4 separate regions of the Homo sapiens genome follow, and all the other regions are linked to region 1. A link is a loop called in an ENCODE intact Hi-C map of the cell type or tissue named here. Cell type or tissue: mammary epithelial cell. All regions are shown on one strand. Links, peaks and the distances in the headings refer to the core of each region. The heading gives the core; the rest is flanking DNA. Region 1 has its middle 20 kb from the start of ARHGAP18. Region 2 overlaps LOC105377999 (a long non-coding RNA gene). Region 3 overlaps ARHGAP18 (Rho GTPase activating protein 18). Region 4 overlaps ARHGAP18 (Rho GTPase activating protein 18).

The links. Peaks named below come from ENCODE experiments on the same cell type or tissue, not always from the same donor. Only the 100,000 strongest peaks of a DNase experiment are listed, where the experiment ranks them.
Region 2: it touches region 1 in a loop (15-fold over the local background); 7 of 110 quality-filtered maps call a loop at or near these places.
Region 3: it touches region 1 in a loop (11-fold over the local background); 23 of 110 quality-filtered maps call a loop at or near these places.
Region 4: a loop joins it to region 1, with 6 times the contacts of the local background. A loop is called at or near these places in 19 of 110 quality-filtered maps.

The regions. Positions count from the first base shown.
Region 1 is chr6:129,725,914-129,734,242 of GRCh38, reverse strand. No RefSeq gene overlaps it. Among named protein-coding and RNA genes, the nearest start is that of ARHGAP18, 20 kb to the right of the region's middle. In mammary epithelial cell, for the core only: a CTCF peak has its summit at 3,533 (motif pointing right); no DNase peak of the experiment used is centred there; H3K27ac peaks cover 491 bases.
Region 2 is chr6:129,932,716-129,941,044 of GRCh38, reverse strand. LOC105377999 (a long non-coding RNA gene) reads right to left here. Exons shown (of 8, transcript XR_942986.3): 6 at 3,321-3,433; 7 at 3,021-3,204. Among named protein-coding and RNA genes, the nearest start is that of TMEM244, 76 kb to the right of the region's middle. In mammary epithelial cell, for the core only: a CTCF peak has its summit at 4,305 (motif pointing right); a DNase peak (open chromatin) is centred at 4,324.
Region 3 is chr6:129,663,949-129,672,277 of GRCh38, reverse strand. The region is part of intron 1 of ARHGAP18 (Rho GTPase activating protein 18); the gene reads left to right. Among named protein-coding and RNA genes, the nearest start is that of ARHGAP18, 42 kb to the left of the region's middle. In mammary epithelial cell, for the core only: no CTCF peak of the experiment used is centred there; a DNase peak (open chromatin) is centred at 4,507.
Region 4 is chr6:129,617,058-129,625,386 of GRCh38, reverse strand. ARHGAP18 (Rho GTPase activating protein 18) reads left to right here. Exons shown (of 15, transcript NM_033515.3): 6 at 6,535-6,700. Among named protein-coding and RNA genes, the nearest start is that of ARHGAP18, 89 kb to the left of the region's middle. RefSeq lists a silencer at 5,457-5,657. In mammary epithelial cell, for the core only: a CTCF peak has its summit at 3,948 (motif pointing left); a DNase peak (open chromatin) is centred at 2,126.

The DNA of each region.
Region 1 (8,329 bases), core at 1,272-6,271:
TATGGATTTTCTCTCAATATCTTAAATTTTATTTACCGTAGCCTTAGTTTGAAAGAAAAATAATTAAATTCATCTAAAACATTTATATTTTAGAATGGATTATTCTGACAAATATGTCAACATGTTTTTTTGGTAGATTATAGATGTTTTAAAACACTTTTCATTAGCACTGCAAAATTACATTTTAACTGCCTCAAATTACTAAAATCATTTTAGCATTTAAGATATTCAGAATTTAATTTTTTTGAAAGTCACTGCCTCAAAGATAGGAAAATAATTAGAAGGTGCACAGAATATAATTTTAGAATTTTATTTTGTAAAATTTGAATTCAGGGTAAATTTTTGGTTCTACTATACCATTATTAGGAAATATATGAAAATACCGCTAAAATGTAAATGTATTTAACATTGAAAGAGTTTGGGACTTATATTTTTATTGATTCTCTTATTCTGTATGTTTCTCTGTTCCATTTTATTCTATAGAAGTGCCAGAAAAATCCATGTGTTATAGACAATCAGTTTCTGTATAAGCCCATTTCTTCTGATTCTGCCATCTGGAGCAACAAAATTCATTCATTTCCTATTCAATACATTTTCAAATATTTGGAGTTATAGAATCTAAGTAATAAAAATCTTTAATGATCATCCAAACTGCTGCTTTGTAGATGAGGGGACAGCAATGTATTGAGATGATAATTTACCTAAAGTCATATTCCCAGGTGGTGGCAGCAGTGGTACTAGAACCTGTCTATCAACACGGTCTCTACAATACAGGCTGGGCAATTGTTTCTTACATTGCAGCCATACAGCAGATTGAATGAGATGCTAGGCTTTTACATAAGGCAGACCTGCCGGTAGGTTTTACCTTCCCCATTTGTGAACTCATGATCTTGGATGAGAGTGAGTATTTCTAATCCTCAGTTCTTCATCTGTAAATTGCAATAATACTTACCTTATGTGGTTGTTGTAAGGATTAAATGAGATAATACATGTAAATTGCATAGCACCATGTCTGGTATATAAAACACATTCAGTAAATGTTTGCTATTATTATTTCCGAATGGTTTTTTCCTTCTCAAAGGCAAGCATTCCTGTTTCTTTCCACTTTTTCTCATATATATTTTGAGAATTTCATACCATTCTGATTATCCTCTCTAGATACATATTTTTCTTGAAATGTTACACTAAAGCTCAAATTCAGTTTATTTAGCTCAGGGGCAGAGCAGGATATAAGTATCTTCAAGCTATTGGCAATGATTATAAAGTATTTTATAACAATGAATATTATAATTATTATAAAATTCTCTGTGGAATCTCCTACATTTTCCATCCTACTTTTTTCCTTTCTCTACTTGCATTTTTTCCCCTTCCTCCAATAGCCCTCATAAAGGAAAACACGTACACATTATATGGTGGAAAAAAATTTTTAAACTATAGTGCAATACAAGCTTTAGTGTCCTATGAAATTGAATACATGTAATCAAGGTAGAAACACTCATCAAATTCCTTTAGGTCTACTCACTGGTGATCATCAGTTTGTGATTTTCTGTCCTTAATTCTGGACCGGTTAAATTCCTGATCTATCTCATTAAACACTGCCTTCGGTGTCAATATTTTGATTGGTGGTAAATGCTAGTTATAACTATATTCCCCAATTATCGTGGTCTTAGACAAAGTGAAAAATGATTGTTAAATGATAATTATTCCTCCTAAAACTTCCAAGTAAAATTTCATCTGAGGATATGATTTTGTGTGGGTGTTACTTTCAGAGTAGTGGTGTTTGGAGTGGATTGTAATTTTATTCTCTTTCCAATTGACGCTAGAACATAAAGCTGACATTTGAATTTGCCCCAGAAGTTGATGATCATTCTAATTTGATAAACCATATAAATGGAAGTTCACATGCTTCCTCCAAGTACAGGGGTTATCTGTGATGTCTAATTAATCACTTCTCACTAACAGAATTGTTTCTTCGTGCCAGGCCTCTCTGTGGAGTAGAGCTGGCCTCCAAGATAACAGAGGGTTCTCAGCCTGATGGGCTGGGTCTGGAGGTAACTCCCAACCTCCAGCAGCCTTGCTGGAATAAGCACATTCCACCATCATTACTACTGCAGATTCTGTTCCCAACAACCTGACCCTGAACTTCCTTAGCATGTCCTTAGCATGTGTATGTTCTTTCTGCTTGTTGTGTCATTATTCTTATTTTCAGAAGCAACATGATAGTAATAATAGATAACTGGACTGACAAATCGTTGGAGAATTAGTTCCACTTGTGGCCTTGCTGGCTTCTAAACTGTACAACATATGATAAATCACTTGATCTTTCTGTTCCTAGTCTTCCTCTGCGAAACCAAGGCGATCATGATTCTCTGAGAGGCCACGTAAACTATTTTTTAAAGATATGAATTGTGAAACAAAGTGCCTCAAAGTGCCTAGATTTGAACACTGGTTCCATAGCTTAAGAGATCTGTGTGATCTCAGGCAAGTTGCTTACCCTCCTATCTATGGAAGAGAGATTAAAGATACCAGTTATCTCTTACCATTGTGTGAAGATTAAGTTAATATATTAAAGTGCTTAGAACAGTGTCCGGCACAAAGTTATCACTCAAACACTAGCCGTTGTTTTTTCAGTGGTAAAGGCTCTCAAAGACAAAAGGAGATGGTAGATAAGAGTGAGAGAGGGGCTCTGAGCACCTCTAGCACGAAAGCCTTCCTTTATATTTGCCTGGCCAACAAGATGGTGAGCTCTTGGTGGCCAGGCGCTGGGCCATGTGTGTGCTACACAGCACCAGTACCCAGGGACCCCCAGGAGATGGGTGAGCAGATGAGTCTTTCCTAAATGGACCAAAGAAAAATACCCAACACTCCTTATTTTCTTTTTTTTGTTTTTGTTTTTGCTAAAGGACTGAAGGTTTGTAATTATTCAAGTCTTTTTTCTCATCCCCTTATGTTGCTTCTGTTGATGACTTTCACAGTCTTCTCGTTCTACCTTTGACTAATTGTTGCTGGCTCTCCCTGCTAATGTTTTGAGGTATTTATCTGGCCTGCCTCTGCTTCCCTGTGAAATATCAGGAAGGCTTTGTGACTCTACAGTGAATTATAGCTCTGCTTCTTAGCCTCAGCTCACCAATATTTTCTGGATAGCATGAGATTACTAGGGCATCCCATGGTAGGGTGGAATCATGGAATCATGGAATGAGGATATGCTGATGATGAAGAAAAGTTGTCTAGGTGAGACCTAGTTTCGGATTGTTGCTGCTTTTTGTTTGTGTGATGTGAAGGCAGTTGCTTGTTTTTCCTTCTTCAAAATGGTGGTATGTCACATGGTTTGGAACTGATTAAATGTAATAATATAGTAATCTGAAGCACCTAGCATAGCACCTGACATACAATAGACACATTAAATATTAGTTCCCTTCCTTTTAGAAGACAACCTGGTAGAAGTGAGCGCTGGCTTTGCTAATGATATGAATTTCATTTGTTTGCATTTATCCTTCTGAGTTACCAAGCAGTTTTTGCTGCGGAAGGAAGGTTGTGTCTTTTAGCCAGCAGGTGGCAATCAAATTAAAGCTAAAAGTTCACCTCATTATAACAGGTAAAAACGTTGCCTTTTTTCATATTAATACTTGATGGAAGTGGCAGGTGAATGACAGACATTTGGCACTGAAGTGGAGTCACCCCTGACGAAGGCATTTTTAACACGAGGCCCTAGATACGGAAGATTAGTTTTCCTAAAGCTGCTTTTGATTTCAGTACCTGCGTATCATTGTCATACACCTTCTTAGAGGTTTGTCAGAGGAATCATCTAGATTTATGCAACACTGTGTTTAAAATAATGAATCTATTCACTTGATTTGGCAGTTTAAAAAAGCAGAGTAAAAAGTGAAGTCATCAGTTGATAAAATAGAATTGTTAGAATAATACTATTTCATATTCGGTCTGGTTTTACGTGAATTTTTGTTGTTGTCTCACTGAATTTGTGTGTGATTTTTAAACAAAGAACACCCTTTGACTGAAAGGTATAAGCAGGGAAGAACTCTGTAAACTCCATTTTTGAGTCTTAAGGTTTTTTGTTTGTTTGTTTTTGAGATGGAGTCTTGCTCTGTCACCAGGCTGGAGTGCAGTGGCGCAATCTCGGCTCACTGCAACCTCCGCCTCCTGTGTTTAAGCGATTCTCCTGCCTGAGCCTTTCAAGTAGCTGGGATTACAAGCACGCACCACCAGGCCCAGCTAATTTTTGTATTTTTAGTAGAGACGGGGTTTCACCATGTTAGTCAGGATGGTCTCGATCGATCTCTTGACCTCGTGATCCGCCTGACTCGGCCTCCCAAAGTGTTGGGATTACAGGCGTGAGCCACTGCGCCCGGCCAGTTTTTAATCTATAAAGTGAGGATAATGTCATTTTCCTCTCTTTTTGCAAGGATTAAAATAGATGATAAATGAAAAGCACTTAGTATGGTGCGTGGCACACAGTAAGCAATCATAATAAATGATACCATTTGGATAACTTATATTATTATCAAAGAATCACTGAAGATGGAAGGGAGCTGAGAGCTCATATGGTCTAATCAGCCCTTTCATTGTTTAGGACATGGAGACAGAGAAAAGTTAACTTGCACAGAGCTAATTAGTATCCATATCAGTTCTGGAACCCAAAATTCCTGAAGCTGCTGGTCTTTTTCACACTGCTACCCCTGAATTATTAGTTCTGGCTGGAGGTGGATGGTATGAAGGCATGGCTGTCAGGGACTAGAGTGACCCTCTTTTTATGGACGGTAGGCAAGGCAGTGGGAAGACCACGTACTATGATGACTGCATTTAGATGAGGTGTCGTGACTGATCCGCTGTCACATGATATATGCTGCTGACATCCTTTGAGATAAAGTCAACTCTAAACAGTAAAGATAAACTCCTAATACTAGCTTCCTTTTCCAAAGCCAAGTCTCTACTAGGCTGCCTCTGTCTTAACGGGAAGACCATACACATTAGCCGTTGTACTTCATGAAGTTCAGCATCATGTGATGATCAGGAATGACTAATCATCAGCACCACTGTGCGATTTTCAGGGTAAAAAAAAGTTACTAGCATTCACTTGCTAAAGCTGCTACCCTGTAGCTTTCTTTCTTTCTTTTTTTTTTTTTTTTTTTTTTTGAGATGGAGTCTCGCTCTGTCGCCCAGGCTGGAGTGCAGTGGTGCGATCTCGGCTCACTGCAAGCTCTGCCTCCCGGGTTCACGCCGTTCTCCTGCCTCAGCCTCCTAAGTAGCTGGGACTACAGGCGCCCGCCACCATGTCTGGCTAATTTTTTTTGTATTTTTAGTAGAGACGAGATTTCACCATGTTAGCCAGGATGGTCTCCATCTCCTCACCTCGTGATCTGCCCGCCTCGGCCTCCCAAAGTGCTGGGATTACAGGCGTGAGCCGCTGTGCCTAGCCCCCTGTAGCTTTCTCAATGATTTGCAATTTCCTATAGAAGGCCGCTCAAGGAGTAGGAGGCCAGGGGAGCAAACATTTTTCCCCCATTTGTTTTGCTGCTTAGTACTCTTGACTGTCCAGTATCTCCAGAGGTCAGGAGTTTTGGGACACTGTTCTTTGAATCAGTTGGCGACTGTCATCATCATACCTATATGACCTGCCCATGTACAAAGTGTGGTCCATCACACTGCCAGTGAAATTTGCGCCATAGATATATACCATAGACCCATCATGTGGGAGCTTAAAGGTGTGCGGGGGTCCCCAGGAGCAGCACAACCCCTCATTTTACAAATCAGAAAATTCAGCGCGATGTCACTGGCCCATCACATCTTGAAGGACCACAGTGGTTTTTGCCTTTCTTTTTTTATGCCAGTAGTTACACCTGGTAAAGATAATACTTCGGTTGTCCCAGTTCTAGTTGAAAATGTTCAACACCCAACAGAAACATAGTTGGTGGTAGTTCAAAGCTACAAGCAAAAGGCTTATGTTCTCCATGCACGTGTGTATATTCTGGGACAAATTAGTCCCTTCCTTTCTGGGATTTCTTTTCCCATTTCAGGGATCTCCTTGACTCGCGTCTTTGTTACATTGATAAGGGCTTGAATTTACCACATTTCCTGGGACCAGTACCTTGGGGGAGCGATTAAAATAAAATCTGAGGCCCAAGGGGATATTTCAAGTATAAGGAGAAGAGAGATTTGGGTGGGTGGCATATAATTGCCTTCTCAGAGATGCTCAACTCATACCAAATAGATGGCTGCTCTGACCCCTAGAAACCTGAAGAAAAGATCCTGATTACAGGTCTGTTTCTAGACCAGATACATGCAGCAAGAATGTACAAGGGATGTTTCCGGCCCTGGAATAATTTCAAGGAGCTAAGTTAATAATGTCTCCAGTGTCTAGGATTTATAAAGCAAAGATCTTCTAAAATTAGATACTTGTAATTTATAATTAGGCTAAATTATGGTTGTTGATTAGTGATTAAAGTAGTGGTTTAATGCTGTGCTGTAGAGAATCAAGGACTTCATATTCTTCTCTTGGTGCAATTTTATCATGTATTCTGAAGCTCAATAAGATAAAGACAGGTTGTGACTATTGAGAAATCAGTCATTGCTAATCTGACAGTGGTTCTGGTTTCTTTAGGAGAGGGGAGGTAAAAGCATAGAGTGAAAATGATTATTTTTCCTTGCAATTTCAGAATTTATAGTTGATGTTACTTTTCCTTCACAGGTGATATAGGGTTGTATTAATAACTGATTCAGTGCAACAGCTTATTCTTACCACAGACTTCCAGCATTTATTAACCAGATAACTATTCTAGCAAGGATTTAAAGCTACCTTATTTCTTGATTTTGCTGTTCTCAGGATTGACACTGACCCATCCACCTCCTTTGTGGGGATGCAGAGCTCTCGAGGCATTTACTCGTGTCCTTGGGCAGATCAGTGGCTTTTACTTTGGCACTTCGGCATATTTGCTCAACAAATGCTAATGAATGACTGTGTGCCAGATGGCATATTGAGAGTAGGGAAATGGATGGAACTTCCTGCCCTCAGGAAACAGAATCCTATGGAGTCTGTGTGCATATGTGTATGTGTGTGCACAGCAGAGGAAAGGGGGTTATCGGAAGTATAAATAACTTCAGTATAGCACAATAGTAGAATAAAGAGTGAGACACATTCCATGTCAACATGTTATAGGTGTCATACCTTGAAGTGTTTTTCATACTTCAGGTAATTGGGCCTTTCTAGAGAGTGTCTAAGGGAGATCTAAATTAATAACCAGTTCTTTCCCATGAGAAATGAAGGCTGTCACTTTTTTAAAATGTTAGGCTATTGTATGTGTTTTAGCAGTGCATGTTTAACTAAAAATAGCTAAAAGAACAGCCTCATACCCCTCTTATGGTGAGACAGAGTACAGAGAGTACTCTGAAAGTAAGCAAGCTGGCAAGTGCTTTGCTACTTAGTGGACTCCAGTCCAGGGGGATTTAGTTATTGGGACCAAATGTTATTTCAACTTAAGAGTGGGTCACCTTTGGAACAATCCTTTGTTATGGACCTGGAATTCATTATAATGAATTCCAATGAATCTATGGACACTTATATGAATACAATATAGATCCATGATATTTCCTTGGTCAAACGTAAACAAACAAAGGTGTCTTGTTTGTTAGTTGAAAGACTAGCATTTGAAATACTGTAGCTCTAGCTGCTAAGTTGTTCTCTAAGGTTTCATTAATGACAACCAACACAACACAAATCTGCCTGAGCCTGGAACGTCTAACTATACCATAATACCCCTTTTTGAACAGATGTCATGAGCAGCATGTTTTAGTAAAAAGTCAGATGATTGATTTAGAGTCAAGAGACCTGGGTTCAAATCTAAGCACTGTTGGCTTTATCTCTGGCAAATTGTTTAATCTCTCTGACTAATCTTTCAGTTTCCTCATTTGTCAAACAGAGGCAATGGGGTAGAAACTATTTCAGAAAACAGAAATGAAAAATAGTACAGAATAGCATATAATTGACATTTTAATAAATGCATATTGTTTTCAGCTCAAGGATTTAAAAATCTGAGCCCACTAGCTTTTTGCAAGTTCATTATTCCATCTTATTCATCAATATATTACCATCACTGTGAGTATCACAGTGCCTTTCACTAGTAGGTACATGCCAAAAGTATTTGCTGAATGAATAAACTGCGTAGACAAGGAACACATTCTCATAGAACAATAAACAAATGAATTGGCAATATTTATGCCATGGGTGATATTTTAGAGCTAATTTGGCAACCCTCATGTTAATCCAGGAAATAGAGAGTTAAGAGACAATCCACAACTATCAAAAGATAGTTAGGGA
Region 2 (8,329 bases), core at 1,712-6,711, 210 kb before region 1:
GTTCAGGGATGTCATATGCACTGCTTGGGAAAACAAATCAATAACTAACAAAGCAATGCTTACACACTTTTGACAAGGCCATCAAAGCGTCCCCCACACTGAAATAACCTTTAAGCTGTATCAACACACCCAGCATCATGAACAGTTCCCAGAGAGTATCTTCTAGGTTACACTTATTTTCTTGATCCATGCCATCCGTACCCTGATTCCTCCCAACATCTCTCCCTCTTTGTCACTATCCTTGGGCTTCTGAAGTTTCCAGAGAATGTCTCAGGGCCACCATTGTTCCAAATGATAATGGTATCCATTCTGAGATGTGTGGATTTCAGGGCTCCCGACCCCGTCACTCTCAAGGAGCGAGGCTAGATTCAATCTCCGACTCTAGGTCACCTGTTGCCACCTGACAGACCTAAGAAGCACTGTGTGCACCCCACACTCCCCTCTTCACTGATTCTACCTGTCTCATGAAGCCCTTTGGAAAAACAACTCCTTCTGCTTGTGCCTGCTGCTCCCCTCTCCTTAAAGCTCAAGTAGTGCAGACCATTATTAGAGCAGGAGGAAGGCTCTGGGGCATGCTGCCTGGGTTTACATCCTGGCTACAACACTTGGGGATGCATGATCTTAGTGAAATTATGTAAACTCTCTGTGCTTCTGTTTCCTTATCTGCAAAATGGAAATGAGAGTTACAATGCCTACTCCAGGCAACACAGAATCTGTCTCAGTGCACCAAGTGTTGTGACGAGCTGTTGTGAAGAATGAAGTATTAACTAAGAACACACAAAATATTCAGATCAGTGTCCAGATTTGGGCAAACACTTGATAAATGTTAATTGTTATTTAAAAAGAGAAGACAGAAAAAGAAAAACACTAGTGCCCAGAGACAAGACTGCAGGTTGTCTCAGTTCTCACCTACCCCGTTTGTTGTACACTTGTGCACAATACTTTATCTTTGGAGGCTATCTCATACAAACTCTTATATAACCAGACTTCAGGTCATATCCAGGTCTCATGCTCTCTTTCACTCAGCTAGGACCATCCTACTACGTTATTCAGTTTCTTTTTCCTTCTTCCCTGCGAATTGCTGAGGTGATGAATCTCTCTTTCCCACTCATGTTTTCTCAGCACCAGGATGGCAACAGACACACAGATTTTTAATAGGTGGATGAATGAATGAATGGATGGATGATGGCGGTGTTTATATTGAAACCCTGAGTGCTGTCTCAAAATACTTTCATTCAAGATGGCTTGGTTCCTGAATTATATTTAAATGAATTTCATTTTATGAAATTGTACTGAATCTAGAGTAAAATTAAAATAGAACATACAAGAGAATCTTCTTTTAAGTGGGAAATTGGAAGTAAAAATATAAGGAAGATAAAGAATAAAAACACACGTTTTCCACAGAAAGACTGAACACCAAATGAATAACTTTTTCCCTCTTTAGTGTTTTGTTTCAGCATCATTATCCCACCATTTAGAGGATACGATGACTTATGGTCTTAAAATGAAGCAGTATATCATTAAAGCTTTATTTTCATGAAGATATTTTCTTCTAATTAAATTCAATACCATCCGGGGGAAGAATAGCTTATTCAACACAATACATAGAAATGCTTTTCCATGTCATAAAGAGCTCAAATAAAGGGTTCATGTTTTACTGTGAATCAAGGAAAAGCACACTCTGGTTTTACAGGCTTCTTTTGGCCAAGCATTTTCTCTTAAATGAGCAGTTTGGGCTTTATTTTACCAGTGAAGAAGAAGCCTAAAACTGTGATTAATTTACCATGGCTCAGATAAAACAGTATCAGAGAGATGAAATCAGTTTCTACCAAAAAAAAAAAAAATGTGATAGTGACCACAATTTCTTTAACTACTGTCACTGAAGCCTTCCTAAGCAAAAACAAGCAGATAAAGTACAACAAAAACTTATCACAAAAAATCCCCCCCAAAACAAGAACAACAGCAACAACAACAACAACAGCAACAACAAAACAAACCCTGAGATGCATTTAAATGATTGATGGTAAACTTCACCATGTTCCAGGGGGCTCTGCAATTTATTCGGCAAACCTTTAGGAAACCTCTGGAATGTATCAAGCATTGAGCTAAGCCTTGGAAATGTAAAGATGAAGAGAACACACAGGTGTTGCTTGCAAGTGAATCAAAGTCTAATAATTTTGGCAGATTTCTTCTAGCAATGTGCTCCAATAAGAAGCCTAAAGGGAAACACCTGTATGCATATGTACACACAGCTCTGTTTATTCCCTTAGAGACACATATTTGTTGGCTGCTGATTTAGTGAAAAGGAATGTAGTGAGGAAAAGTGCGTAAATAATTCATATATTTTTCTCCAGAAAGCTTTTATCCGGAATTCATATTTGAGAGTGACAAACTTTACCATTAGTGGAGTAGTGGTGTTAACAGTAGCAATAATTGAAACAATAGTTAGCAAGAGTGCAAGAAGTCTTATTGACTAAACTATTCTTAAAAATTTCAAAGCTCTATTTAAAACAAGCTCAGTTTTAAGATGATCAGGACATGGAGAGGAAAGCGTTTATGTAAATACATACAGAGGGAGGATCCAAAGTCAACAAAAGTCACGCCTCGTGCCCACATCTTGGTTGGTTTCTAATACCATTCTCAAATGAAATGAACCAGAACGTGAATAAATAGCTGATTCTAAGACTGGGGCAGGAAATATACAAGATGAGCTTGGAGCATCTTGTAGTGTCAGGAAGTAAAGAAGTGCTTCAAAACCAAAACGATGGGAGTGTGTCAAAGGGAAAGGAGAAGTCAACCTCAAGGAACACCCAATGGCCCAAACTAGAACAATTTGAGCATCAAGATAGATAGTGTAGTAACGGATTGTAATCCAAAGTATAAAATAAATATTCATGAGTTCTTCCAATATAAATAGCTGAATAAATAAACAAATGTGGAAAAGAGACAAATATACGGAATTCTGGGTAACTTATGCTCATAGTTCCTACTTAAGGAAGTGAGTATAGCTCTCTACCTACCTCTTAAGTGTGGGTTTTGCATAGTGACTTCCTTCCAAAGGGTATTACAGGCAAAGTGGGAAAAAGAGTAACTTTCCAATGGAGAAATCTGGAAAACATTACGTTGGCCAGATGATCAAGGTTAACAGAAGATCATGGTTATTAATAGTAACAGGTCATGTTGACAGTATGAATACTTGATGTTCTGTGAAGAGAATGGTACGTTACCTCTGTTGTCTTCCTTCCAAGTAACCAGAACCCCAGTCCAATCATGAGAAAAACATCTCACAATCCCATATTGAGGAACGGTCAACAAAATACCTGACTAATACTCTTCAAAACTGCCAAAGCCTTCAAAAATAAGGAAAATCGGAGAAATTGTCACAGCCAAGAGGAACACAAGAAGACATAATGTCTAAATGTAATATGCCATCCTGGAACAGAAAAAGAACATTAGATTAAAATTAAGCAAATCTGAATAGAGTACAAATTTTAATTAATAATAATGTATCAATGTTTGTTATTTAGTTATGACAAATGAGCCATGGTAATGTTAGATGCTAACATAGAAAATTGGGTACGGGGTATATGGAAATTCATTTCTTTGCAAATTTTCTGTGAATCTAAAACTGTACTAAAATTAATAATTTACTAAAAAAACGAATCAAATATCTAAAAGCAGCAAGAGTTGATACAGTTATTTCAATAAACGACAATACGTATGTAAATATTAAATAAACAAAATTGATACTCTATTTTGATTCTACTTACTATCTCACTACTAGATTGTGTAATGTGCTTCAGTTTAGTGTAAATCCCAAATATTTTGAAGTCTAAACGATAATATAATATTAACAATAAAAGTTCTTGAGGTACTCTTGTGTCTTTTCACCCAACTCTGCGCTTACCCCACTCACTAAACTAATTTCAGGAACTTTAGGCATTTTGAAAAGTTTTTTTAACCATATGGCTATTAAAGATGTTGTATATTGTTGTTTAAAATATACTTTCTGATGTGAATAATTCTTCTATTATCATATTTTCCCCATTTTTAAATGTAGTTGGTTGTTACTCTGTGTTACAGAAACAATGTTAGATTTCAAAACTTCCCTGTCTATACAGTGTAGTCACATTTTATGCAAATTTCAAATAGTGAAAAATAAACATATTAATAAAGTCTCAGTTTATGCACCAAAGTTTAAATAATCTTAATTCCTCAAATTAAACATTGATGAATCATGTTTAAAAGCTGACGGATCCAATACATTTTAAATTGTTTACACTATTACCACGTGGTGGCGCCATGTCAGCTGGTGAATGCAAAGCCTTGGCAAACCTTGGATTCCTCCTAAATTGCCTTGAGGAACTCTGACCTCGTCGGAAGAGCCGTCTATGTCCTGACTCTATCCTCCATTTTACAGGAGAGATAACTGAAGTCCACAGAGTGAAATTATTCCCCCACTTCCACACAGTCTGTTACTGAGCCAGGAATAGAGTGTACTTCCTATCACTTGGCTCTGTTCTCTCTGTCTCTCTCACTTTCTCTATGTGTGTGTATAGATATATACACAATATATAGTATACACATATTACACATATATAGTATATGCTTATATATACTATACATTTATGTAATATATAAATATATATTTACCTCATATAAGATATATAAATAATATAAATAAATATCATAAATATATAATATATGATAGGTATCTCTAATATATAAAAAATATATTTATGTAATACATATACAAAATTATATATAATATAGATACATAAGTATATAAGCAAAAGAAGTACATATACATTCATATATTTAATTTCCACAACAACAAATTTTATGGAGTAAAATGTACCTCTTAATGTCACTTTAAAGTTCATGCATATACATATCCAAAATATATTTATAAAATCTTGACTAAGTACAATTTTCCTTCTTTAGGTCCCTGTAACTTTCTATGCTGTGATTTTTGCTTAGCAAAATTTTTGTTGATACAACAAAATTTAGGAGCCATTAGAAAAATGAGTTAGAATCACACAGTTTTACTTAGAGGTATTTTCCCAAAGTATTGTTAAATGAAAATATAAAAAGCAAAAAAAATTTGTATTAGCATAATTGCATGTTTATAAACCAAATAATGACAAAATTAAAATATCCTGCAGAGTATGTACATAAATGTACAAGTCGTATAGAGGCATTTGAATGCAGTAAAAGTATGGAATAATTAATGTAAAGTTTATAATATGAGTTATCTTTGTAGGGGGAACAGGGAAGCCACATGAGGGGAAAAGTAGGAGAGACTAAGGAGAAAACCACATAAAAAGTGGAAAAACATTGCACACATACAAAATGCCTATATGTGATCACATTTATATAAAGTTATATTTATGTAAATATATATAAAATATATAAATTTAAATAGTTGGTTTTAAAGGTACTATAAATAAGGACACAAGAAAAAAGAAAATCTAGAAAAACTATTGATGGTAAAAAATGATAGTTAAGGTAGCAGGTACCTAATCTCCTAAAATAAAAATCTTTCTACAAAGCAATTAAAAATAAGACAAAAAACAATAACCTAATAGAAAAAAATGAGCTAACACCACAGCAGGTAGTTTACATAAGGAAAAACACAAATGGCTTTTACACATCTGTGAAGATGTGTAGTCTTATTCATAATCAGGCATATGAAAACTAAATCTGTAAGAAATTTTGTTTCAAATGCATCCTATTGGCAAAAAATTAATATTTTCTAAAGCCAAGTTTGGCAAAACTGTGAAGCAAGAGGACTCTTCTATACTGTTGATGAAAGCATACATTGGAACAGTTACGTTTGAAAGCAACTTGGCAATATGTAGTAAAGCTGAAGAATCCAAACCCTGTGACCCAGCAGGTCCCAGCAGGTCTGCTCCTATGTCGATGAAGAGATGTTTACAATGATGTTCATAGTAGCATTGTCACAAAGAGCAAAAATTGGAAACAGCCTAAATGGACCATCAATAGTAGAATAAATAAATGGTTATATATTCATTCAATGGATTACTGAGCAGTAGAAAGTGAATGAATCTGAGCTGCATAAATATCATGAGTGAATTATCACAAAATAATGTCGAGGACAAAAAGCACACTGCAGGATGAATACTTGCAATATGACACTATATGAAATTTAAAAACATGCCAACTACTTATATGCACACACATATACACAAATATATGTAATTTGGGAGTAAATAAATGTGTTGCAAGATCTACATAAATACCTGAAAATGATAAATGTTAAATTCAAGGTAGCAAATACTTCTGAAATAACGAGATAGAGAAATTCAACTAGGGAAGGGTATACAGTGGCTTTCATCTGATTGGTAATGCAATTTTTTTTGACAAATAGTATATCTTATATTACTTATTTCATATTTATGATAGATTTATTGTGTTTATAATCATAACACTATATTAGTTATACTCATATTTTTGTTAATATTATTTTATAGTATTTTTAAAAGATACTCAACCCCCTCATAAGAATAGTCCTTCTTGAAATGACAACAAGAAACTATTTTTCACCAATCAGAATGCTAAAGATAAACATTGTAATAATAAACCGTTCTGGCAAGAGTTCAGGGGCACAAGCACGTTCAGTAATTGTTGGGAGAGTACATTTGTAGAACTTTTAACTATGGGATGATTTGGCAATGTTTATCAAAATTAAACGCACATTTGTACCGTTTTACCCAACTCACTTAATAAAATTTTCTCTTTAAATACACTCCAGCAAGAACACAAAGGTATGTATACAATGCTGTTCATTGCAATGCTGTCTGTGATAGCAAAGGGGCAGGTAAGATAAATGTGCTTCATCCATGCAGGAATGTTATGCAGGATGCAGGACATTAAAAAAAATGTGGTACCCACTCGATAAACTGATATGAAATAGTGACTAGGGTAAATAGTAAAAAAAAAAGCGAGGTGAAGAACATTTGTTGGGTAGTCTAACTTTCTGTAACATGGGTTACCTGTACAATTTAGAACTGGGGCTTGGGTAGCGGAGGCCAAAGAGATGAATTTTTAAAAAATATTTCCATTCATGTGTTTTCAACCTTGTATCTCTTGTGTGCATTACCATTAAATAAACTTCAAAAGAAGCAAATAAAAGAATAAATAAGATTTAAAATGAAAATAAAAACAAGAGATGCAACTCCTACATTTAATTTCAAAGATAGTATTGTCACTGTAACTTTAGTATTTTAATGAAGTCACATTACTTGCTTTATATCCAAGGCCTAAGGCTTCAATTAATTTACGGGTAATCTATTGACCAAAAGAGGAAAGTCTCATTAAAAAGTAGCATTTGTTGAGAGGTCCTAGGCCCAAAGGAGGGGCTTTCTTACCAAGACAACACACTTCCAGTTCCTTCTCAGAAGGGGATTAGGGACCATGATGATAAATTTTAATAATTTAGGTGAGGTCTCACTATTAGAGTTTTAAAATCAATTAATTAAGCTGTATCCCTGTTTGTCCTAAAAAAATTTCAAACCAACTAACAAATGAGCACAAAATACAACATAATTCAGTGAATTAAAAACAAGTGAGAAAATGAGGCAAATATTCATTATTTTTTATTTCTCCTTGTAGCTCTTGTTAATTTTTGTTTTATATACTTTGAGGCCATGTAAATATTATAGGTACATATGAATTTAGAATTGTTAAACATTCCCAGTGAATTGAAGCTTTCTTGTTATTAATTCTACTACTGCCTTTTGGCTTAAAGTCTGTTATCATTGCTAGTACAGGCTGAGTACCCCTAATCTAAAATGCTCCAAAATCTTAAAGTTTTTTAGCACTGACATGACACCGCAAGTAGGAAATTCCACACCTGACCTCATGTGATGGGTCACAGTCAAAATGCAGTGAAAAGCTTGTTTCATGCACACAGTTATTAATAACATTGTACAAAATACAATGTGTATAAAGTGTATATGAAACAAATAAATTCTGTGTTTAGCTTCAGGTCCCATCCCCAAGATATCTCTTTATGTACATATAAATATTCCCCAATTCAAAAAAATCTGAAATTTGAAACACTTCTGGTCCCAAGCATTTTAGATAAGTGATAATCAACCCGTAGTAGAGTTACACCAATTTTCTTTTTATTTAATTTGTGTGATTTTTTTCCCATTCTTTCAACTTTTCTGTTTTGTTATATATAGGAAACTACATATGGTTGCTGTTTTCTTAATATACATTGCATTTATGAGGTATGTTGTTATTGTTTCTTAGTCCATTCTGGAAGTCCGAATTTTTTTTTAATATTCGGTCAATTACCTTC
Region 3 (8,329 bases), core at 1,725-6,724, 62 kb after region 1:
ATTAGTGAGACTTGATGTACCGTGGAGAGTAAGGTTGGCACACACAATTCAGAAGAACCTGGGATGGGTGGGGTCAGAGGGACACAGACGGTTAAATTTGAATGGCGATGATTGCAGAGGACATAGATGAAAAATCTGAGCCAGGAGTAGAAGAAAGGGGAGAGGAAGCGTGTGTGTGTGCGCGTGTACGTGTGGGTGGTGATATGAGACTGGTTTCTGGAACCCACTTTGTCATGGTTTGTGACCTGTTCCTGCTGTGAGTGTTGTAATCACTTAACCTCTCCGAACTTCTGTGTTCTCAGAGGCAAAATGGGGTGAACTAGATCAGTACTTCTCAGTAGTGCCCTCTAAAGGGTATTTTGAGAATTTGTGGGGGTGTTTTATGTTGTCCCATCATTTGCAGGGCAGGTTCCAGCTGTGTTAGACATTCTACAATTTCAGGACAGACTTGCCAAACAAAGAATTGTCTGGTGTCTAGAATGACCTATTTGGCATTCCTGAGAAGATGTCATGTACAAGTCAGTCTCACCTCTGCTTAATCTAACTCAAGTTTTTTATTTTTTATTTTTAGAGACAGAGTCTTACTCTGTTTACCCAGGCTGGAGTGCAGGTAAACGATCATAGCTCACTGTAGCCTCTAGCTCCTGGGCTCAAGCAATCCTCCCACCTCAGCCTCCCGAGTAGCTATTAATAGAACTATAGGCTCACATCACTGCACCTGGGTAATTTTTAATTTTTTTTTATAGAGATGAGGTCTTGCTTTGTTGCCCAGGCTGATCTTGAACCCCCAGGCTCAAGCAGTCTTCCCACTTTAGCCTCCCAAAGCACTGAGGTTATAGGCATAAGCCACTGCGCCTGGCCCTAATTCACATCTTCATTTGTGAAGATGAACACACGTGTCCCTTTATCCTTTTAATTTTTGTATTTCTCATGCAGAATGTTTTCTGATCTTATTTTTTTCCAAATGTGAACTCATTCTATAGGTAAATATAATAAACAGTTGACCACTTCATTTTATGTCTGTTAGTGTCCAGGCACATATTGAGAAACCTATTTTAAATTATTTTCCTTTATTTCTCCTTAATATTATCATAAAGGGCATATGCATACACACAGGATTATGTATAGATAAATTACTTGAACTTTACTTCAGAATCATAAAGGTGAAGATTATAAAATAGGTATTAGGTTAAAGACAAGTGTGTTAAGGTTGACAGCCACTGAACTAGAGGGTGTCCATGGCTTCTAACTCCTGACATCTCTAAGATACTGTAACTGCAAATGTTATGATTTGAAGAGGTAGGTTTTCTATCTTGGGAAGGGCTTAGTACTGGGAAGTGTTAAAAACTGACATCAGATTGGGAATTGGGTAAAAGTCAGCTACTTCTTGGGACTCCAGGAAGGCCTGAGGAAGTAGAGATCTGTGTGGAGGGGAGGAACCTGAGGGGGTCTTGACGGGGAGCTGGGTTCCTGCTGATGCCAGCAGGTGAGAATAGGGGAGCAGAGCATTGTGATTTGGCAGCTCCTAGAGGAGGGGAGTAGGCTGAGAAAGTCTTGGTGGGGGGAGGCAGTAAAAAAAAAAAAAAAAAGAGTTACGACTTCACATACTTTTGGTGAATCTGAATGAGTCTCCTTTTGATGCGAAGTAGGTGGTATAAGAGACTTTTCAAATAATTTAACTGTCCACCAACGTAGCCTTCTCTTCAGGCAGTTTGTTTTGCTTTTAAATTATGAGAGGGTACCACCCTCCATCCTCGGTGTGAATATTCTCTACCAGAATGCAGGAAAAACGTTACCTGTGATATGTGATCTTCCTTTTCATTTTAATGGGCACATTGTTGCCACTCAGTTCTGAAATAGAGAATTTCTCCATCTTCCACTTCGTTAACTTTGCACAATATATTGAAGAATATTTAAAATACTAAAACTCCAGGTGACTGTAGACACCTACCATATAAGAAAGTGGGAATGTCAAAATAATGAGATATCCATGAAGTGATAATGTAAGCTCTCTTAGGTTTATTTCCTTTTTTAAAAAAGTTGAATTTAGACCAGAGAAAGCTTGAACCTGATAACCAAATTAGCACACACTGTAGTCACAAATAAAATTCTGAGGAGGTGTTTTGGAGTTGAATTTAAGGGGAATTTTAATAAAAACTGTCTTTATTTCAGTCCAGCAAAGTAGCTTTATGCAAGCATAAGTGCCTGAGGAGAAAAATTATACAAAGTATAAGAGATAAATAGATACAAAGTTGATGTAATTTCTACTTGCAATGTGTAACAGGGATTATAGTGTGCCAAAATTATGGTGTCATAGTGAATATATTTAGCATAACTTTTATAATATTTGTTCACTCTAGAAAATTAAGGCAATACTGAAAAGTACAAATAAAACAATAAATTGCCTATAAAACCATTGCTTGAATATAGCTTCATTAACATTTTGATCTATATTATTTTAGTTATTTTTCCTGAATTTATTTATTTTTTTTTTTGAGACGTTTCACTCTTGTTCCCCAGGCTGGAGTGCAGTGGCATGATCTCGGCTCACTGCAAACTTCGCCTCCTGGGTTCAAGCGATTCTCCTGCCTCAGCCTCCCAAGTATCTGGGATTACAAGCATGTGCCACCATGCCCAGCTAATTTTGTATTTTTAATAGAGACGGGGTTTCTCCGTGTTGGTCAGGCTGGTCTTGAACTCCCGACCTCAGGTGATCAGCCCGCCTTGTCCTCCCAAAGTGCTGGGATTACAGGCATGAGCCACCGCGCCTGGCCTATTTTTCCTGACTTTAAAAAGTGCATGTTAGGGCCGGGCGCGGTGGCTCACGCCTGTAATCCCAGCACTTTGGGAAGCCGAGGTGGGCGGATTACAAGATCAGGAGATCGAGACCATCCTGGCTAACATGGTGAAACCCCGTCTCTACTAAAAATACAAAAAAATTAGCCTGGCATGGTGGCGGGCGCCTGTAGTCCCAGCTACTCGGGAGGCTGAGGCAGGAGAATGGCGTGAACCCGGGAGGCGGAGCTTGCAGTGAGCCGTGACCTCGCCATTGCACTCCAGCCTGGGCGAGAGAGCGAGACTCCGTCTCAAGAAAAAAAAAAAAAAGTGCGTGTTAGATGCCAAGCACAGCAGTTGGAGTACGGAGACCACAGAGGAGAGTAGTGCCTGGCTCTGTTTTCACTGAGCACACAGCCTGTCCTACAGACACCGCGTAATTGTTTTATTTCTCTGGAGTTGAGGCAGTCCTATTTGGCCCTTTATGTGAATATTTCTAGTCCTCTTAACAGCCATGCAAGATGATAGGTATTGTTCTTTCATTTTACAAATAAGGAAACAAGTGTTCAAAGAGGTTAGATATTATACCCAGAGTTCTGTGTCCAGTCAGCAGCAAGGTTGTTGGACTTCAAAACCTGCAATTCTCCCTGCAGCCTCAGACTATCACTAAAGGGGTCTCATCATAATTGTGGAGTCATTCAGTGAGTGTTGGAGAAGAGCAGTGCACAACATGGTAGACGTTTAGAGATCGAGTGGAGGACGTTCACTGCAGTGTGGGCGTTAGGGAAGTGTGGAGGGTGTCAGACAGAAGGGGACGGTACAGGCAAGGCTTCTGGGGTAGGAAAAGTGCCTGGTGGGCTCCGGCAGCTGGTACTGTTTGGCCATAGTGGGGGACTTGAAGGGAGAAGTGGGAGAGGAACCCGACGAGGAATGGAGAAAAGCTGGGCAGAGCTCATAGAGTCTTGAACATCAGGCTGAAGAATCGGGACCAGATGGACCAGGCTGCCCTGGGACTGACTTATGGTTTAGAAAGATTTAAAAGAGATTTTGGAGATGTTGAAATGTACTGAGTCCATAGACTGTTTTTAATGGTGTGTGTGTCTGTGTGTGTGTGTGTGTGTGTGTGTGTGTGTGTGTGTGATTATTTGGGTAAATTGATGGTTTGGGGACTAGGGGTTGAGGATGCTGTATTTATATTGCACATGTGCTCCATGCACTGATACCCTTCTTCAATGAAAAAGGTCATCTGAAATAAATATGGCCAGAAATAGTGGGTTTATATCATGTCCTGGCTTGGGAAACATTATCTCTAGAGAAGAACTATTTGAATGAGGGAAATTAATATAAACAAGACCAGATAAGCTTGTTACACGATAATTCCAAATGGATGGCAGGTAGCTGACTAGGGAACTTTACATATCTATGGTATCTTGAAGTTGCAGATTTACTTGCATATCCAAGGGGCATTTGACATACAGAGGGAGAAAGAGTTGGAAACTATTGTCAGCCTCTTTCCTCACTTCCATTTTACTTCCTTTTGATAGATGTGCATGTCTTTCCTTTCCTTTGATGAAAAAGATACCACTGATGCTTTCTTCCCTTGCTTTTCCATTGTTTCATTGTTTCATAACCCTCCTCTCCCTTCTTGATTTTCAATTCTTTTGTGCATGCATATTTCTAAATGCTCAGTAACCTTCCTCCTCTTGGCCAAGAGCCCAGGCAGATATTATCAGACTCCTGTCCTTGGCCAAGAGCCTGCTGGGAACCAGTGAATTTCTTGTCAGTTTCTCCTTGCCCTCCATGTATGTATTGCCTTCTGCTTGGCAAATCCTGACCTGAAGGGAATAGCCAATGCCTTACTAGACACTTTGGATCTCAATATATGTTTCCTGAATGAGTTTATTACTCATGTGAGTAGAGAATCCTTTCACGGCAGGAATTCTCTTTAGGTACCCGTGAATCTAAAGATATATATGCATATATATCCACATACACAACACACACACACACACACACACACACACACACACACATATATATTTTTCTTTTGATATAGACCTGGTTGATGCCTGACTCATTATAGATTTTGATTATATTAAATTTTTGAATGCTTTGTGCAGAAAGCATTTATTAAAGATACAGGGAACTTTTGGCTTATGGGCCAAATAGGGGTTGTAGTTCAATTCTATCTATCCCTGAGAAGTATTAAGAGATGTCACTGTTCTAAAAATGTTGCTAAGATTTTTGAAAACATTGAACAACAGTGCCCACAAGATGGGGATATTATTCCATGGGAAAAAAAAATATATTTTTTTCTTAGTAAAATTGGGGCAGTGTAGGTTCCCCTACTTCCCAGAGTGGGAAGATATTTTTACTCCCTTTAGATTAAAAAAAATGAGTTTATAAAATGAAAATGTATTATAATTTGTAAGTGCTTCAATATTGTGAAACAATATTGACTGATTACTTTTCTCATTCCATATAAGACTTTGAATTTTTTTTTAACAAAGGAGTATTTGTAGATGAATTAGACATTTGACCCTCTGTATAAAAAATCTATGCTTCATCCCAGATTTAAAGGAAGTGCTATTAAGCATCAACAAAGAATAGGAAATAGCTTTTAACAGGTACAGGAGAAAAGAATGGTGTTCCCAATCAACTAAGACTTGTAACCTTATTTGTGGGATGAGATATACACAGAAATGTTTAGTAAACCAGGATGTGGTATTTACAACTGTATATACACTTGTTTTTGATCTCTACTTCTAAGAAGCATTGGTGTCTGTATGTGCAGGTATAGTCAGGATGTAAATCAGTTTATAATAGGATACTTTGCAAGAGAAGTAGCTGGGGAAGGGTGGAGGCAGGCCCTGGAGTCAGGTTGAAGGCATCCCAGAGTGGGGGCCTCCAGGATGTGGCTGAACGGTGTGGAGAGGGCCAGGGGCATTCTTGGTGACGGAAGTAGCATGAGCAACTAGTAGGTGCTCCAAAGGTGGTTTGATGAGGATACTGTATACCATTGGCCCTGTGAATAAGAACCCACAGAAACAGAGGGCCAACTCAGTGACTTGAGCATCCACAGGGCTTGGTATCCACAGGGAGCCCTGAAGCCAATCCCCATTATATGGAGGGAGGAGGACTGTATTGCATTAGTGGTGTGGCTAGACACTTGCCGTTCTTTTGGCTGCCCAGCATCTGAGCGCTCATTCTGGTGTGGGGAGTTCTCTACTTTCGGAGCTTTGCTGGGAGGCAGAATAACCCTCTTTTCCACAGAAAAAGAGGGCAGTGTCAATTGCTACAGGCATTGCTGGTGTGAGCATCATCATCTGCTGCTCCCTGGTGCTCCTGGATCAGTCCATGGCGTGATCTGAGGCATTATTCCTGGCTTTTGGACATTCTGGGAGCCACCTAGTAAGCTTTTAATAAAATTCTCTTCTGCTTGGTTTCATCAGAGTTAATTTTTTTCTATTTTAATTTATATTTTTAATGTATTTATTTTGCCAGTAGACTAGCAGCAGGCAAAGATATCAGAGTTGATTTCTGTAGCTTGTAATTAAAAGTCCTGATAGAAAGAGATGCACATCATTGAGCACTTTCCTCTGTGCCAAGAAAATTGCATGTGTTTTATGTACGTATCTCATTCAAGTTTCTCCTGAACTCTGAAAAGAGGTAACATTATTGGTCTCTCATTCACAGGTGAAAAAACCGAGGTTCAGAGAGGTTAAGCAATTTAATCAAGGTCATGCAGGCAGCAAACAAAGCTGGGATATGATCCAGGCTTTTCTGATAGGGAGACTGTGATCTTAACCTCTTCTGCTCTGCTCTATGTTGTTATTAACTACCTGTTTGTATTTTAGAGCATTTTATTATGAAAGGTTCTTTCGCAGAACATAGTGGAGGCAAGACTTGGCTCTCTTACTTGATTATTTTTTATTTATTTATTTATTTTTTTGGAGACAGGATCTGGCTCTATTGCCCAGGCTGGAGGGCAGTGGCACGATCTTGGCTCATTGCAACCACTGCCTCCTGGGCTCAAGCCATCCTCCCACCTCAGCCTCCTGAGTAGCTGTGACTACAGGCATGCACCACCACACCTGGCTAATTTTTTTTTGTATTTTTAGTAGAGATGGGGTTTCATCATGTTACCCATGCTGGTCTCGAACTTGTGAGCTCAAAGCGATCTACCCGCCTCAGGCTCCCAAAGTGCTGGGATTACAGGCGTGAGCCACTGCACCAGCCTTTTTACTTGATTATTAAAAATAGGATTTGACAGATGTAGATTGTCATTGGTTAGAATGTGGAATTAAACCCTTGTTCTACTTTGCTGTATTGTGTTTGGGGCTGATGTAAAGGCAGAGAGTAGATCCTAAAGACAAACAGGCATAGAAGAGGGAAAGTGGGGAATGAAGAGGTGGGAGGAAAGGAACTTATCACACTTCTAAAAAGTGCTAAAGGCTCTGTCAGAGTTCTGCTTCTCACATCATCAAATTTTCAATAATAACTATTCACCTAGAACAGTCTATACCCGGATATCTGCATGGCTGAAACTCCCTGCCCGCTATCCCCTTCCCCCATTTCATTCAGGTCTCTGCTCAAGTGTCATCAGAGAGGTCTTCTCTTCCATCTATAATAAACTGCTCCCTGCTACCCACCCATCCTCTTAACCCACCTAATTTATTTTCATAGCACTTCTCACCACCTGACTGGTTATACATCTTTGTGTTTACTTTTTGTCTCCTTGCCACTAGAATGTGTAAGTTTCATCAGACCACGGACTGTTTTGTTCACTACTAAATCCCCAGCATTTAGAGTGTATCTGATACATAGTAGATGCTCAAATTCATTTACTTCAATCTTGAGTAAATGAATGAAGGTGAGGAAACTGAGGCTCTGAGAGTTTTAGATAACTTGCCTTTGATCTCATGGAAAATGATGAAACCAAGTTGCAAATTCTAGTCTAGGTGACTCCTAAGACACCACATTTCTCAGGTTCCACTCTTTACTAACATCTCTATTCCTGGGAAAATTCCTCTATTTGTACACAATTTGGGTAAGAAACATCTCATGGGATTTCAAAGTTGAAAAAAAAAAACCTTAAGTAGCCAGTCTAACTTTCCTATTTTACAAATGAGGAAATAACCATGATCCATTGAGGGTAGGTGACTTGATCAAAGTAATACTGCTATTTACTGATAAAGGAAGGACCACAATCAACCTACCTGGTCATCAGTTCAGTCCTATCTCCCCATCCCCTGCTATGTTTATTGCTGTCTTGATAAAGCAAGCCCTATTTGGTGCAGAATTCAGATGCCAATCATTGGTGATGGGTTCGAGATAATGAGTCATGCCATTTTAATCCCATAATATTAACGCAGTAAAGCAGAGGCTGCAAACCCAGAGGCCCACAGGGACCCATAGATAGCATAGCTTTCAGATGGGATTGGTGGGGGCTGTGCCAAACTGGGAGGTAGATAACCTGTTCAAAGGGGCCAGCCCCACCACACCTGCTGCCTGCTCAGAGAAACATGTTACAAGAAAAAAACATGGTAAACCA
Region 4 (8,329 bases), core at 1,862-6,861, 110 kb after region 1:
ATAATATATAATATATATAAATATACATAATATATATTACATATAAATATATATCATATATCATATATATTACATATAAATATATATCATATATCATATATATTACATATAAATATATATCATATATCATATATATTACATATAAATATATATCATATATCATATATCATATATATTACATATAAATATATATCATATATAATATATAATATATCATATATAATATATATCTATATAATATATAATATATATCATATATAATATATATCTATATAATATATAATATATATCATATATCATATATCATATATATTATATATAAATATATATCAATCATATATATTATATAAATATATATCATATATCATATATATTATATAAATATATATCATATATAATATATATTATATATAAATATATATCATATATATATATATTTTTGAAATGGAGTTTCACTCTTGTCACCCAGGCTGGAGTGCAATGGTGTGATCTCAGCTCACTGCAACCTCCGCCTCCTGGATACAAGCAATTCTCCTGCCTCAGCCTCCCAAAGAGCTGGGATTATAGGTGCCCACCACCACGCCCGGCTGATTTTTGTATTTTTGGTAGAGATGGGGTTTCACCATCTTGGCCAGGCTTGTCTTGAACTCCTCTCCTCAGGTGATCCACCCACCTCAGCCTTCCAAAACACTAGGATTACAGGCATGAGCCACTGTGCCTGGCCTTCTTGTATATTTTTGAAAATCTGTGTTTATACCTAATGGGAAAAGTAAAAGAGTATGCAAGTGTGGCCTAAAATGATGATCCACTCTGCCAGACTATCCTCAGGAAAAGTATGGTTTTTTGTGTGTGTTTGTTTTTTGTTTTTCTCGAGATGGAATCTCGCTCTGTCACCCAGGCACCATCTTGGCTCACTGCAACCTCCACCTCCTGGGTTTAAGTGAGTCTCCTGCCTCAGCCTCCCGAGTAGCAGGGATTGCAGGCACATGCCACCATGCCTGGCTAATTTTTTATATTTTTAGTAGAGACGGGGCTTCACCACGTTGGCCAGGCTGGTCTCGAACTCCTGACCTTGTGATCCGCCTGCCTCAGCCTCCCAAAGTGCTGGGATTACAGGTATGAGCCACTGTGCCTGGCCAATAAGTATGTTTTCAAAGTGACAGTCTTCATCACAAAATATGGAAAGGTTTTAAATTGAAGGACAGTAGAATCTAATTAAACAAAATGAAGTCATTGTTGGCTTTTAAGTTGTTGACTCAAACAGTGGAATGAAATATAATTCATCTCCACTTGAGAGCTTTCAAAACAAAACTCCCTCTGCCATTTTCTTCTCTGTTTAACTAATTTACCTTCACCTACCTTCTTAATTATATTCAAGTTGTGCCCAAAGTTTAAAATGACCTCTCCATTTCTACCCCTCTGTTGTTCCATATTTGCCAAGGAAACTTTAATCTATTCTTCAGAGACTAGCTCAAGATCAGTTTTCCTGTTCAGTCTTTCCTGATCGTGAACTTATATTAGATCAAATAAATATATGAAATCACCTTTGATTTAGGTTGCATGCTTTAGACATTATTGTTAATCTGTCCATGTATTTTTTTATGCAAATATGCATATACTCATCTATAGAAACTCTTTTTTAGTCCGTTTGTCTTCTAGAAGGTATGGACTCATTGTTAAATTTCTACAAGTCTTTCCCATGGTTGAAAAAGTAAGATTTGTATTCACTACTCTGAGGCAGGTGTCTAAGTAGATAAAACCTTAAGTTCCATTTCTGTTCCATGCTCCTCTACTTCTGTAAATAAGCAGTAGGCTTTATGTAATACATTGTTCTCTGTTGACCTCATTTCATATTCACTTCCTTTTCCTCACAGCATCGAGCAACCTTTGTCAATTCTTTATGATCTCTCATCGTGGATTCAAATTTCTCCTCTTAAATTTGGAGATCAGGTTTTATAACCTTTAATTTGCTTTAGTTTGAAAATTTAGCTACTTAGTGTATACATGTTATATCTCAGAAATTATGCTCTGTAATTATTTATTAGATGACCTCTAGGAGGTAGACACCCCTATTTTTCATACATGGAAACATGTTAGAGAGGTAACTTGACATGCTGAGGCTTGACATTAATGACTAAGCTTTTGAATCCTTTCTCTTGCTTTCCAAGTCAAAGCTAGAGTGATCTGATGAGTAAAAAAGTCAAGTTTATTATTAGTGATGAAATGCCTAAGGGGCCCCTCATGCAAATCCTACAAAAGAGCAACACGCCAGGGAAAGCTACCTAGTTAATTTATGGTAACACAAGGGAATCAATGACCTTACATTTTTTTTTGAAAATTTTTATTCTTTTCTTTTTCCTTTTTTTTTTTTTTTTTTTTTGTTTTGAGATGGAGTTTCACTCTTGTTGCCCAGGCTAGAGTGCAATGGCGCGATCTCGGCTCACTGCAACATCCACCTCCTGGGCTCAAGTGATTCTCCTTCCTCAGCCTCCTGAGTAACTAGGATTACAGGCACCTGCCACCACGCCCGGCTAGTTTTTGTATTTTTAGTAGAGATGGGGTTTCACCATGTTGGTCAGGCTGGTCTCGAACTCCTGACCTTAGGTGATCTACCTGCCTCAGTCTCCCAGATTGCTGGGATTACAGGTGTGAGCCACCATGCCCAGTCTTATTTTCTTTAAACACATTTTTCAAGAGGTAGAGAACTTTTCTCTTGCTGAAATTTCACTGCTTTCTCTTAGCCAATGAACTGAACCATTCAGTCTATTAACTAAACAAAAAACGACAGGAAACTTCATAAATATTTAAAGCTGCTGCTATGAATTAAACATTGGGATAAAGAACTAACTCCTTCATTAAGCACAATGTTTAAATAAATAAATAAGCTCATGACATATATCGCTAGGTAAATCAAATGTTTGAATTAATAATATTTCAGGATTCTGTAAACATTTACCTTGGGTAATGCTTTAAACGGCTGTATTACATGTGTTTGACTTATTAGACCCAAAGCAACTGATTTTAATGAAACATTTAGGGCTTAAAAAAAAGGTAAATATGGTTGGTTCAGCATTCAGAAAATGAAGCAATTAGCAGAAATATAGGACCAAACATGGGAAAAATGTGACCAGTTTTGTGTGATTTTTAAAAAGGAAAACTCAGTAGAAATCACAGAAAATCAGGGGAACACGAAGCCAATGGCCCTCCACCTCATTGAGTTTGATTCTATGCTCGCCTCCCTGTAGGATGTGTGTCTCCATTCATTTAGTGGACCATGACAGACCACCCATAGTGTGTCAGGTCTGTGGTACAACAGCGTTACGGAAGTGATTAAGAAGTGGCTCCTCTCCTTGAGGGGCTCACAGTACCACATCAACACCTATCAACCTAGATATCTCCCTGCCTACTCTGGTGGATGGGAAAAATGGAGTAGAACAGAATGGTTACAAAACTTACGATTTAGGAGAACTGAATTTGCATCTTCATGACATCACTGGCTTTGTGGCCATGTTTAAGGCACTTAACTGAGTCTCAGTTTCCCCACCTAGAAGATGCTGTAATAATTCTTATTAGGACTTTTGAAGGATTAAATGAACTGTTTTTCGATAAGATAATTATTATTATCATTTTTTTCTTACCTTGCCATGACACATAAGAATAAAGGAAGACCATGAAATGTTGATATTATTTTAAAAGCTCCATGAAAAAAATATAATATGTAATACTTTTTGAGTGCTATTTATCATTTGATCTTCGCCACAACCTTGTAAGTTAGGTTCAGTTGTTCTCATTCTACAGATGAGGAGGCTAAGGCACAGAAGGGGACATTGTTTGCCAAAGGTCACATAGTAAGTGATGGAAACAGCATTTGCCACCTGTAGTCTGACTCCACTCTCTTGAGCCCTGTGCAGTGCCCCATGGAGGCCATCCTGCCCCCTGCTGGAAATTTGCTTAGGCCCCATCTTCAGTGATGTCCATTGCTGTTTATTTGATGTTCTCCTAGGAAAAAAAACACATTACGAACGGTTAAGAAAGACCCCTTTCCTCTTACAGTGGACTTGAAGGCTCTCTTTTGAATTGAGTTTGCTTAAAGGGAATTAGTTTCTCACTTACTAAAAGTCATAGGTTTTACGAGTTGCTGTAGGAGACTGACTCCAACATTTTCATCTCACAACTCCTTCATACACTTAAAAATTATTAAGGGCCTCAAAAACCTTCTGTTTATGTGGGTTATACCTATGGACACTTACCATATCTGAAAATAAAATTGAGAAATTGAAAAAATATTAATCCATTTAATATAACAATATTATAGTTAACATAAATATCTTTTTCTCAAAATGGAAAATAGCCATATTTTCTAAAGAAAATTAAGTGTATCATGGTTTTAATTTTAGTGAGTCTGTAATGTCTGGCTTTAGTTGAAGTCAGCTGGATTATCATATTTACGTTTGCATTCAGTCTGTTGCAGTAGCACTCATTTACATCTGGAAAACTATACTCACGAGAGAATGAGAGTGTAAAAGGCAAAATAATGCCTCATTACTAATTATTAAAATAGTTCTGAACTTTTTGGAAGGATATTGGATACCCCCAATGGTCCCTGGACTACACTTTGAGAATTACTGCTTTAGGACATGTCTTTTGCCCTAGCATTTAGACGATGAAGTGTTAATGATAAGACGCAAGAAGTACCAAAGCAAAGGGAATAAAATAGATGCAGTAAAATCAGCTAATCAGCAATTGAATTAAATGAAAAATTCAAAGGTAAACCCAAACTGTAAGAGAATGATCAGTTTTAGTAATAGGTAAACACAATGGAATTGTAATTTGTATTAAATGTACACACTAGTGAAATTTGCCTTTTTATCTTGTGGTTTGCTTTCTGATGTTTAATGTGTTTAATATTAAAAGATGATATTTGAGAAAGGCAGAAAAACACACCATGTGCTTGTGATTATGAAGCAACATCTTAGTCCCACTTTATTCAGCAGTGAAAGTAATATACAAGTTGAGTATCCCTAATCCAAAAATCCAAAATCCTAAATGTTCCAAAATCAGAACCTTTTTGAGCACTGGCATGATGCCACAAGTGAAAAATCCCACACATAAGTACTTAACACAAAATTAGTTTCATTCAAATTAGTTAAAATATTTTGTAAAATTGCCTTCAGGCTATGTGTATATGAAACATAAATGAATTTTGTGTTTAGACTTGGGACCCATCCCAAGATGTCTCATTGTGTATATACAAATATTTCAAAATCTGAAATCCAGAGCACTTCTGGTCTCAAGCAGTTTGGATGAGGTGTACTCAACCTGCAGTAGCAACCACATAAAAGCACTTGGGCAGTGCTGGGCACTAAATCTCACAATAGCCCTCTGAATTCAGTGGCCCATCCTCTTCTTTTTGTTGCCCTTCTCCTCCTTTCCCTCCCCCTCCATCTCCCATTTTACAGAAGTAAAGGTTAAGCCATTGCCATAAGTCACACAACTAGTAAGTAGATAGGTGACTGGTAAGCTCTGAAGTCCATGCTCTTCGTTTCCCCTGTGTCCCTCTTACCCCAATGGGCTGTAGCCTTTCTGGACCAATCTTACTTGGCTTTTGTGACAATTAAAAGATACATAAGTGTATGTGAAGGGTACCTGGCATGTTCTAAGCATACACTCATGGCTAGTATTCCTCTTTCTCTCCCCCCTACTTGTCTTCTTCATGTCATCTTCCTCTGTTTCCCCCTCCCCCTCCCCCATCCCCTTCCCGTCCCCTCCCCTTCATTTTCCCTCTCCCCTTCCCTGCTCCCCTTCCTTTTCCCTCTCCCCTTGCCCACTCCCCTTCCTTTTCTCTCTCCCCTTCTCATCTCCTTTTCCCTCCCCCTTCCCTTCCCCTTCACTGTCCCCGTTTCCCCCTCCCCCTCCCCCTCCCTCCCCTCCCCCTTTTCCTCCCCTTTTTCCTCTTCTTTTTCCCTCACCTCCCCCTTTTCCCCTCCCCCTTTCCCTCCCCCTTTCCCTCCCCCTTTTCCCTCCCCCTTTTCCCTCCCCCTGTCCTCCCCTCCCCCTTTTCTTCCCCTTTTCCCCTCCCCCTCCTTCTTTCTTTCCCCCTCCTCTTTCTTTTCCCCCTCCCCTCCCCCTCTCTCTCCCCTTCCTTCTCCCCTTCCCTTCCCACCTCTTCTTCCCCTTCCCCCTCATGGATTGTGCTTGACTTCTAGCCATCCTTTTCTGAAGGTCACTTAACTAGAAGTCTTTTTCTCCTGGTTCACTGTCTCTCTTGTCCTCTGAGCCACTGGTATTAATACTCCGAGTTTGCGGTCTGTTCCCGTTGTCTGTCAGACTTTGGAAGTTGACTCCCGAACCCTCCACAGCTTTAGGGGTCGTCATCATGACAGGATCACTCTTCATTCTGACTGGAGAAATTCTGTGGCTTTTCTTATCACTTATTCTGAGTATAACTTCTTTCTGTAGTTGGTTTTTCCTTCCTGCATTACAATGGAGGTTAGGTACTGTAAGCTTTTACTATATTAATGATGTTTATTTTAGAGTTTCAGATTGCCAAAAGACAAAACGGGTACCACAAGGATTGGTGACCTCGCACCCCAGGACATGAAGAAAGTTTGCCATTTAGCCCTAATTGAGCTGACTGCCCTCTATGATGTATTGGGTATTGAGCTGAAACAACAAAAAGCTGTGAAAATCAAAACAAAAGGTAATCATGAAATGATAAACCCTTGGATTTATTTCTAAAATAGCAAGGATGGACTTGGCTTTTTTGCAGTATTTCTGGGAGACAGGGAAAACACCTGCAAAATAAACCAACACTTGAATACATCTAAAGTTTATATTCTAAGATGTTGCCTTCAAAAGTTTTATAACGATAGAGATACACTGTGTCCTAGACTATAGAGAATAAAGGCATAGTCAAAGAATTTAATTCTCATAGAAGGAAATTCTGAAGCAAGGACTCTTAACTCATTTGCTTTCTCCTTTAAAAACTATATATTTAAAAAGATACATATTTGGTACACATATTTATTTATTTCCAGAATCAGATCTTGAAAAATGACTTTAAGACAGTTGATTCTAAGTGACTACTTTTGGTTATTCATTGGATAGCAAATAAATGGGCTAGTTAGTAGTCTGCCCCTTTGTTCCTGGACATTCTAATTTTACCTATTTTGCAAAGACATTCTTTCCCCTATTAAGAAAATACCACCATTGTGACAAAACAATACCACTAGATTGTACTCATCATGGAAATATGGAGTGGTTTTTTTTTTTTGTTTTTTTTGTAAGTACCTTGCTTTACCCATTAAATAAACAGTTTATTTTTAATGATATAATAGAGAACAGATACCTCTTCAGTTTTTGTTTCTCCAGTAATTTATTGGTATTGAAATCCACATAATTCTCTGTTGACAAGGCTTTACCTTAGGAATCTTTGTCCTCTTGTTTAACCTTAGAAGTATCTCCTAAAGAGAAACCAAGAATGAGGATTATTGAATTGCTGTGGTAACATTCACAAAGACAAGTATTCACCTGATTTAGGTTTTAGAGGCAATTACTCTGTAGGACTGAAGTGTACCTTCCCTTCTGGTCCTGTCATGCTGGGCCCCAGAAGACCTCATTCTGTGCTTAGTTCCTTTGAGTATTTTAGCTTACACAAAGCCTTCTCCAAACGTAAAATAGAAATACAATTTAAACAGTTGTGGTTCAGTGCCCAAGATTTTTAAAGTGGCTAAGAGTTTTTTTTTTTAATTCTTATGTTTTAGAATTGCATCCTGGCAAAGAAACGTTAAGTTGTTTATATCAAGGCTATCACTGTTAATAGACTTTCTTTCCATTTTTATTTAATACCTGTTTGTCTTATCCAAGATACTGATTTTATGTTATACCCTAGACCCTTGGCATCCTTGAGATTGCATCTTTTCCGAATTCCCAAACTGAAAAGTTATTTACTGGGTTACTGGCGTTCTTTTGAATGGCATCTCGATTAAGTGTCACAATATCCAATGTCTGTCCTCATACCACAAGATAATCCCCTTTTTCATGTTCACAGATGATTTTCATTTCCATGCTGATGTACGTCATAAAGGAAAAAGTTATCACTTTGGTGCTAACCGTCCACTCAGTGATGGGGGCAGGGTGGAGGTGTTGGTCGAAGCCATGTTCATACCAGACTCAAGGCTATGATTTTAATTTAGAAAAATTGTAAATTATTACCATCATTTTTTTCTGGAGCTATTTCTAAGTATATACAATCACAAAGTTAAATTTAAGAGTAGCAAGTATCTATTTTCTAAAGAGAAACATTTGTAGAACAAGATCATGATCTTGT